Regions from separate parts of the Homo sapiens genome. Here region 1 is linked to region 2. The links are chromatin contacts, found by Hi-C or POLR2A ChIA-PET in ENCODE. All regions are on one chromosome and are shown on one strand. The core of a region is the stretch at or near the end of the contact, and the rest is flanking DNA. Distances in the headings are between cores, read along the strand shown. Region 1 has its middle 270 kb from the start of LINC01375. Region 2 overlaps LINC01374 (long intergenic non-protein coding RNA 1374).

Region 1 (4,628 bases), core at 1,965-4,464, 370 kb before region 2:
TGGCCATTTACATCCGATTTTAGTATTGAGATGGGAGGTACCATTCCATTTATTGTGCTATTTTTTGCCCGTATACTTTTTTATTGTATTTTTGTTTCTTAGGTTCTGTGAGATTTATGTTTTAAAGAGGTTATGTTTTGATGGGTTTCCAGGATTTGTTTCAAGATTTAGAGCTCCTTTTTGCAGTTCTTTAGAGCTCGCTTGGTAATGGTGAATTCTCTCAGCGTTTGTTTGTCTGAAAAAGACTGTATCTTTCCTTCACTTATGAAGCTTAGTTTTGCTGGTAATTGTTTTGTCTGAGGGGGCTGACGATAGAGCCCCAATCTCTTCTATCTTGTAGGGTTTCTGCTGAGAAATCGGATGTTAATTTGTAAGATTTTTCCTTATAGGTTACGTGGTGTTTTTTGCCTCACAGTGCTTAACAGTCTTTCCTTTGTCTTAACTGTAGATAACCTAATGACAGTGTACCTAGGCGATGATCTTTTTGTGATTAATTTCCCAGGTGTTCTTTGAGCTTCTCGTATTTGGATGTCTAGTTCTGTAGCAAGGCTGAGGAAGTTTTCCTTGATTATTCTTCCAAATATATTTTCCAAAGTTTTTGATTTTTCTTCTTCCTCAGGAACACCAATTATTCTTAGGTTTGGTTGTTTAAAATGATCCCAGACTTCTTGGAGGCTTTGTTCATATTTTCTTACTCGTTTTTTCCTTGTCTTTTGTTGGATTGGGTTAATTCAAAAATCTTGTCTTCAAGCTCTGAAGTTCTTTCTTCTGCTTGTTCCATTCTATTTCTGAGACTTTCCAGAGCATTTTGCAATTTTGTAAGTGCATCCATTTTTCCTGAAGTTTTGTTTTTTATGTATGCTATCTATTTTATTAAATATTTCTCCCTTCACTTCTTGTATCATTTTTTTTTTATTTCCTTACATTCGGCTTGGCCTTTCTCTGGTGCCTCCCTGGTTAGCTTAATAACTAACCTTCTGAATTCTTTTTCAGATAGATCCAGGATTTCTTCTTGGTTTTGATCCATTGCTGGAGAGCTAGTGTGATTTTTGGGGGGTATTAAAGAATGTTGTTTTGTCGTATTACCAGGGTTGGTTTTCTGGTTCCTTCACATTTGGGTAGGCTCTGTCAGAGGGAAGGTCTAGGACTCAAGGCTGTTGTTCAGTTTCTCTTGACCCATGGGGTGTTTCCTTTGAGGTAGTACTCTCCCTCTTTTCCTAGGGAAGTGGCTTCCTGAGAGTCAAGCTGTAGTGATTGTTATCGCTCTTCTGGATCTAATCACCCGGCAAGTCCACCAGGCTCTGGGCTGGTAGTTGGGGTTGTCTGCACAGAGTCCTGTGATGTGAACAATCTGTGGGTCTCTTAGTCATGGATACCAGGACCTGCTTCAGTGGAGGTGGCAGGGGGGTGAAATGGACTCTGTGAGGGTTCTTAGCTTTGGTTGATTAATGCATTATTTTTGTGCTGGTTGGCTTCCTGTTGGAAGGTGGTGCTTTCAAGAGAGCATCAGCTGTGGTAGTATGGAGTGGAACAGGTGGCAGGCCTAAACCTCTTTTTTTCTAAATAAATTACCCAGTCTTGAGTATTTCTTCATAGCAATATGAAAATGAATGGAGTGTATGTTGTAATCCCTTGAACAACCACTAAAAATAGTGGTTTAGCCAAAAAGCCAATAAAAAAATTATAATTAAAATATGATACATATTCAGTACTTAGGCAAGGAATGGAGATAAGAGAAAGAGAAAACAGAAGGGATAAATAAAAAAGTAATAAAATGGCAGACCTAAATCTTACCATACGAATGATTCATTAAATGTTAATGAATGAAGCACTTCCAGTTAAAGTGCAGAGATTATCAGGGGGATAAGAAAGCAAGACCCAATCAACTTAATGCTATCCTTAAGAGATGCACTTGAAATATAAAGACACAAATAACTTGAAAGTAAAGAGTTATAAAATATATATATATATATACCACAAAAACATAAAGCATTAAAAATGAGGGCATAAAACTACTAATAGAAAACATAGAGGAAATGCTTGATGACATTGGTCTGGGCAAGTATTTTTGGATAGTACTTCAAGGTCACAGGCAACAAAAGCAAAAATAGACAAATGGGATTACATCAAACTAAAAAGCTTCTGCACAGAAAAAGGAACAATCAACAGAGTAAAAAAAATCAACCTACAGAATTGGGAGAAAATATTTGCACACTATACATCTGACAAGGGATTAATATCCAAGATTTATAAGAAACTCAAACAATAGCAAAAGCAAATAACCCAGTTTAAAAGTGAGCAAAAGACTTGAATAAATATTTCTCAAAAGAAGATACACAAATGGCCAACAGGTATTGAAAAAATGTTAAACATCACTAATCATCAGGGAAATGCAAATCAAAACCACAATGAAATATCACCTCACCCCACTTAGAATGGTTATTATCCAAAATACAAAAGATAATAAGTGTTTGCAAGGATGTAGAGAAAAGGGAACCTTTACACACTATTGGTGAGAATTAAAAATTAGTGCAGCTATTATGGAAAACAGTTTGGAGGTTCCTAAAAAATTTAGAAATAAAACTACCATATGGTCTATAATCCCACTACTGAGTATATGTCCAAAAGAAAGGAAATCAGTATGCCAAAGATATATCTACACTCCAGTGTTTATTGCAGCATTATTTACAGTAGCTGAGATGTGGAATCAACCCAAATATCTACCAGTAGATGAATGGATAATGAAAATGTGGTATATATACACAATAGAATACTATTCAGCCACACAAAATAATAAAATCCTGCCATTTGTGACAATATGGATGAACCTAGAGGACATTATGTTAAGTGAAATAAGCCAGGCACAGAAAGATAATTACTGCATATTCTCTCTCATATGTGGAATCTAAAAAGTTGATCTCATCGAAGTAGAGAGTCAAATAGTGGTTACCAGAGGCTGGGATGGTTGGGAGGATATGGGAAGATGTTAGTCACAGGATGCATAATTACAGTTAGATGAGTTGGATGGGGGAATAAACTTTAAGGGGTCTATTGTACAATAAACTGATTATAGTTAATTACAATATATTGTATTCTTGAAAAATGTGAAGAGTGGATGTTAAATGCTCACCACAAAGTTGTAACTATGTGAGTAATGCATTTCTTTGCTAGCTAGGTTTACACATTCTACAATGTATATATACTTCAAAACACGATATGGTTTTATACATGATCAAAACATACAATGTTATCTGTCAATTAAAAAAAGAAAAGCTTGTTTACATGAAGCAAAAATTGAAAGAATTAAAAGGAAAAAGATAATTATATCACCATAGTTAGAGATTTCAATACTCCATTTGATAAAACAACTAGACAAAAACATCAGTAAAAACAGACAACTTGAACAACACTATCAGCTATCTTGATCTAAAAGTTAGGGAACAGTAGACCCAACATCTGCATTATAACACATTTATTTCAAAACCGCATGGTACATTCACCAAGATGAATCACAAGGAATAAAACAAATCTCATCATCAGAGGTTTGTGGTGAATGAGTGGGCGAGTGACTTTGATCAGGTAGATATGTTTCTGAAAACCCATTATGAGTGGAGCATTGTCTAGGAAATTACAAAGGAAGGTGATGACTCAGTTCTTCCCTCAAAGTTGGCATAATATAATGAGATTGGGCCAAGATAATGGTGGATACATAAGTGCCAGTGACCCAAAAATGAACTTGCCTGATCCACAGGAGCTTTATTCAGGACTGCATGCCACATATATGGAAGAAATATTTTTAGAAAACACATTAAAATTGTCTACAAGTCATTTATTTATGGTGCCAGAAATTGCAGTTAGCTGGATTTGTCTACTCCCTTTCAGGAAAATAGGAGCTTGATAATATTTATCTTCAAGGTTTCAGGTCTGAGGGCAGGCAAATTGTGAAAAATAGGAATGTTTTCTTCCTGTCTTTTACCCTCTGAGACCATGTGACCCAACAGAAATATAATGAAAACCACAAAGGCAAGCCACATATGCAATTTTAAATTTTCTAGTATCTACATTGAAGGAAATACAAAGAAACAAGAGAAATTGATTTTAGTAATACATTTTATTTAAGCTAATGTTTTAAAAAATATTACTTCAAAATGCAATAATTATAAAAGTTATAAATGAGATAATTGGCATTTTTATGTTGCCTTAATGAAATATGATGTCTGGGGGCAGGGGGTGTATGTTTTACAGTCCGTCTTAATTTGAACTAACCACATTCAAGTGCTCAAAAGTCACATGTGGTTAGTGTCTGCCATATTAGATAGCATGGCTCTAGTAAGTAGCAGAGAGAAAAAAAAACACTATTTATTTTTCTCTACTCCATCTTCTATGCTGTTAGAACCTACCTTTGAGCTAAGATGATCCATGCGCTCTCCACCCTCTAACAACACAGATGTTGCCGATTATACCAACAGGGCCAGGAAAGGAGCATAAACCCAGGTTAAGCCAGAGGAGATAGGAAGGGTCTTTTCACTGCCTTGGAGAGCCTCTGTCTTGATCTGTCCTGTCCTGTCACCATGTCAAGAACCCTTGTGTATGAATTGCAGAGAGTGTAAATTAAAATACATAAAAAT
Region 2 (4,294 bases), core at 1,581-4,080:
TTTGGACTCAGGTAATCTGCTCAGTATCCAATGTCTACACCATCATTGTTTACTGGAACTGATACACTAAATCATTTTTCTGACCAAAAACTAGTGTATGGTGTCCCACTTCCCACCCCTTTCCCCTCAAAAGCTATTTTCATTTTAAAGAACGACTTGATTTAAAAGCCTTCTGCACAGCAAAAGAAATAACCAGCAGAGTGAAAAAAACAATCCACAGAGTAGGAGAAAACATTTGCAAACTATATATCTAACTAAGAACTAATATCCAGAACCTACAAGGAACTCAAACAAATCTGCAAGAAAAAATAATAATAATCCCATCAAATAGTGGGCAAAGGACATGAGTAGACAATTCTCAAAAGAAGATATACAAATGGCCAAGAAAAATATGAAAAAATGCTCAACATCACTAATTATCAGGGAAAGACAAATTAAAACCACAATGAGATACCACCTTACACCTGCAAGAATAGTCATAATTTAGATATCAAAAAATAATAGATATTGGCATGGATGCAGAGAAAAGGGAACACTTTCACACTGCTGGTGGGAATGTAATGAGTATAACCACTATGGAAAATAGTATGGAGATTCCTTAAGGAAATGAAAGTAGAGCTGCCATTCGACCCAGCAGTCCCACTACTGGATATCTACCCAAAGGAAAAGAAGTCATTATATGAAAAAGACACATGCACACACATGTTTACAGCAGCATAACTCGCAATTGCAAAATATGGACCCAATGTAAATGCCCATCAACCAATGAGTGGATAAACAAATGTGGTATATATGCACCATGGAATACTACTCAGCCTTAAAATTGAATGGAACTATGGCCTTTGCAGCAACTTGGATGGAGTTGAAGGCCCTTATTCCAAGTAATGTAACTCAGGAATGGAAAACCAAATACCATATGTTCTCACTTAAAAGTGGGAGCTAAGCTATGAGGAGGCAATGGCATAAGAAGGATATAATGGACTTTGAGGATTTGGCAGGGAAGGATGGAGGAGGGTGAGGGATAAAAGACTACATATTGGGTACAGTGTTCACTGCTCAGGTGATGGGTGCATGAAAAACCTCAGAAATCATCACTAAAGAACTTATCCACGTAACCAAAAGCCACCTGTACCCCCAAAACTATTGAAATTAAACAAATAAATAAAAATTAAAAAGAAGGACTTGAATCCATTGTGTTGGAATGTCAGGCATTGTGAAATGATAAGGGGACAGCACACCCAGAGATGCTACTACGAGGTCCTCCAGCCTATTGAAAAAAAACTCTATCTTAGTTGTTTATATTTTGTCCTATTTCAACTTTTCCCTCTCTCAACTCCCAATGCCTGGGAACAGACCCTGATACTGTCCCTAAAAAGCACCAAACAGTCATTTGGCATGTACTTTTAAGAAGCAGGGAGCTGAACAAATTAGGCTTTAGATTAATATGCAAATGACTCACATAACAATTAAAAAGGAGTCAAAGTCTGTTCCTGACTCACTTTCATCCCCTCTTGAGAGCTGAGAATTAGGCCCCAAACACCCTGCCATAAGCCCAGTAATCTCAGCAATTACTGTGCACACATAAGTGGCATGAGTCATCCCAGCTCATGCAAGATGAAGAGTCTGAGGTAACAATCACATTTTAAGGCACTTTAAACTTTTTCAAGTAGGGCTCTGTTTCGTTTTTTTAACTTTCACTGCACTTCTTCCCAAGTTAAAAGGATAGCTATAATAATACCTATCCTAAAGATAAACTCAGAACCAGCCAAGCATTACCCCACATAACATGACTACCAAATGCCAGAGCCTTACTCTTGCTAGGCACAGCTCTTTCTATAACTTGCTTTTCTCCCTGTGAACTGTTTCTCATCCTCCAAAACCCAACACAAATGCCACCTCTTCTGAGAAGACATCCCCCAGGAGGAATGAGTCACTCTCATCTTCTGTGTGCTCTCAAAACAGTTTGTAACACACCAAATATCTCTTGTAGCCCTTGTGTATTGGTTCTGGTTAGAGGGACCTCTTTTATACATCAAGAGTGCTTAGTATAGCACAGGGGTCGGCAAACTGCAGTGTGCAGACCAAATCTGGCCCACCGTTCCTCTATAGCCCTTGAACTAAGTATAGCCTTTATATTTTTAAAGAGTTGTGAAGAAGAGGAAAAAGAAGAAAAAAAGAAAGGCAGAAGAAGAAAGAAGAAGGAGGGGGAGGAGGAGGAGGAAGGAGGAAGAGGAGGAAAAGGAGGAGGAGGGGGAAGAGGAGGAGGAGGGGGAAGAGGAGGAGGAAGAGGGAGAAGAGGAGGAGGAGGAGTGGAAGAGGAGGAGGAGGAGGAAGAAGAGGAAGAGGAGAGGGAAGAGGAGGAGGAGGGGGAAGAGGAGGAGTAGGGAAAAGGAGAGAGAGAAGGAGAAGGGGAAGGAGAAGGAAGAAGAGGAAGAGGAGGAGGAGAAAAAAGAAAAAGAATATGTGACAGAGTCTGTATGTGACCTGCAAAGCCTAACATATTTCCTATCTAGTCCTTTACCATGATAGCAGGGGCCCAATCATGGATCACTATGTAAATTTATTGCTGATCAGGCCCTAACCTACCTTTCTAGCCATCTCTTCAGTAAACCTTATGCTCCAGACATACAGAACCAATAGGATTTACCAAATATTTTGGACTTTTTCACACCTCAATATTCTTTGCTCATGATCAGTTTTCCCTTTTGGCTTGCCTGATAGTGTGTGTCTGTGTGTGTGTGTGTGTGTGTGTGTGTGTGTGTGTGTGTGTGTGTGTACACATTGGCCCCGTTTCATTAACTTATTGTTGCTATGGCTGGTTTCACTTTCCTTTTCTTTGTTATTCGGATAGAGTTTACATGCAGAGAAATCCACTAAACTTAAGTGTGCAGCTCAAAAACATCTGCTAAAAAACATACATCTCTATCAAGACAAAACTTTTCCAACACCCCAGAAAGTTTCCTCATATCTCTCCCCAACTGGTCTCATCCCCTACCCTAAGCCAAAAGACAACTAATAGTCTGCATTTCTGTCTCCACAGATTCATTTTGCCTGCTATAGAGCTTCATGTAAACAAAATCATACAGTATTTACTCTTTAGTGACCATTTTTTTTTACTTAGCATACTATGTGAGACTCTTCCAGTGGCTCATACCAGTTCACAAGAGCTGAATGCTAAATTTTCAGAAACTCTGAGAGCTGGTTGTTAAAAAAACTATCATCAAAAATTAAATTATATAAACTTACAATTAAATGACATTTTAAAAACAAAAATAATAATCAAAGGACATTATTTCCTAAGTATTTCCTACATTTTATTACATATTCTCTTGAAGTTACTTACAACCATTTTATCTGTATAGTGGTATGCTACTGAGCACCTCTTTCCAATTCCACGTTTCATAGGTAGGTTGAAATGGGCCAGTGTGAGTTACTACACCATGGAAATCAGCAAACACTACAAATAAGGACTTTTTAAAGTTATCAACAATATATTTAAAGCTAGTTAAACATTTATCACTAGGTCTATGTTGTCACATGTATCAATAGCTCCTTCATTTTTATTGCTGAATAGTACTCCATTGTATGATTATATTGCAATTTCTTCTTATTGTTTGAAGAATATTTGTGTTGCTAACACTTTTTTAGTATGAATAAAGCAACTATAAACATTCTTCTGTAAGCATTTCTGTTGCCTTGTGCTCCCATTTATTTTGGTAAATGCCTTGGAGAGCCGAAGGATAGGTATATGCTTAACTTTATAAGAAACTGACACACTTTTTCCAAGGAGGTTATGCAATTTCAAGGTTCCACAAGCAACACTGAGAGTTTCAGTTGCTTCACACTCTTAATTACATTGGCATCATCAGTTTCTCCTTTCTGCCACTCTATTACATGTGTAGTGATACCCCATTGGGGTTTTAATTTTTATTTCCTTGATGATTAATAATTTGAGAATTTTTCATGTGTTTATGGGTCATTGTATATTTTTTACTATGAATTTTCTGGCCAAGACTTTTGCAGTTTGGGAGGGTTGTTTTTATTTTTTTTAATATTGAGAAGTATAAGTTCTTTATATATTCCCAAAAGAAGATTTTTACTAAATATTTTTTACTATTTTCTCCCCTGTTAATGACATATCTATTCCTATTATTGATGTCTTTTGATAAAGAGAAGTTTTAAATTTTTCTGAAGTCCAATTTTTATCAATTTTGCCCTTTTTGGATTCTGCTTTCTGTGACTTTTCTTTTCTAGAAAATATTTGTCAACACAAGTCATGAAGATTTTCTCCTAT

Evidence for each region. Hi-C counts contacts between places; a loop is a spot of excess contacts on that map. ChIA-PET counts read pairs that join two places held with the same protein, here RNA polymerase II (POLR2A). Pooled maps may share reads with other maps.
Region 1: a loop to region 2 is called in a pooled map, with 20 times the contacts of the local background. The contact joins two enhancer-like sites. A Hi-C loop is called at or near these places in 6 of 50 pooled maps. POLR2A ChIA-PET finds 5 or more read pairs at or near these places in 3 of 52 experiments (OCI-LY7, activated naive CD4-positive, alpha-beta T cell and activated naive CD8-positive, alpha-beta T cell).

The regions. Positions count from the first base shown.
Region 1 is chr10:90,226,382-90,231,009 of GRCh38, reverse strand. No RefSeq gene overlaps it. Among named protein-coding and RNA genes, the nearest start is that of LINC01375, 270 kb to the right of the region's middle. Within about 2 kb of position 3,214, at least 3 of the 41 ENCODE cell types and tissues checked have a DNase peak (open chromatin) inside an H3K27ac peak, as active enhancers do.
Region 2 is chr10:89,859,412-89,863,705 of GRCh38, reverse strand. The region is part of intron 1 of LINC01374 (long intergenic non-protein coding RNA 1374); the gene reads right to left. Among named protein-coding and RNA genes, the nearest start is that of LINC01374, 7.7 kb to the right of the region's middle. Within about 2 kb of position 2,830, at least 5 of the 41 ENCODE cell types and tissues checked have a DNase peak (open chromatin) inside an H3K27ac peak, as active enhancers do.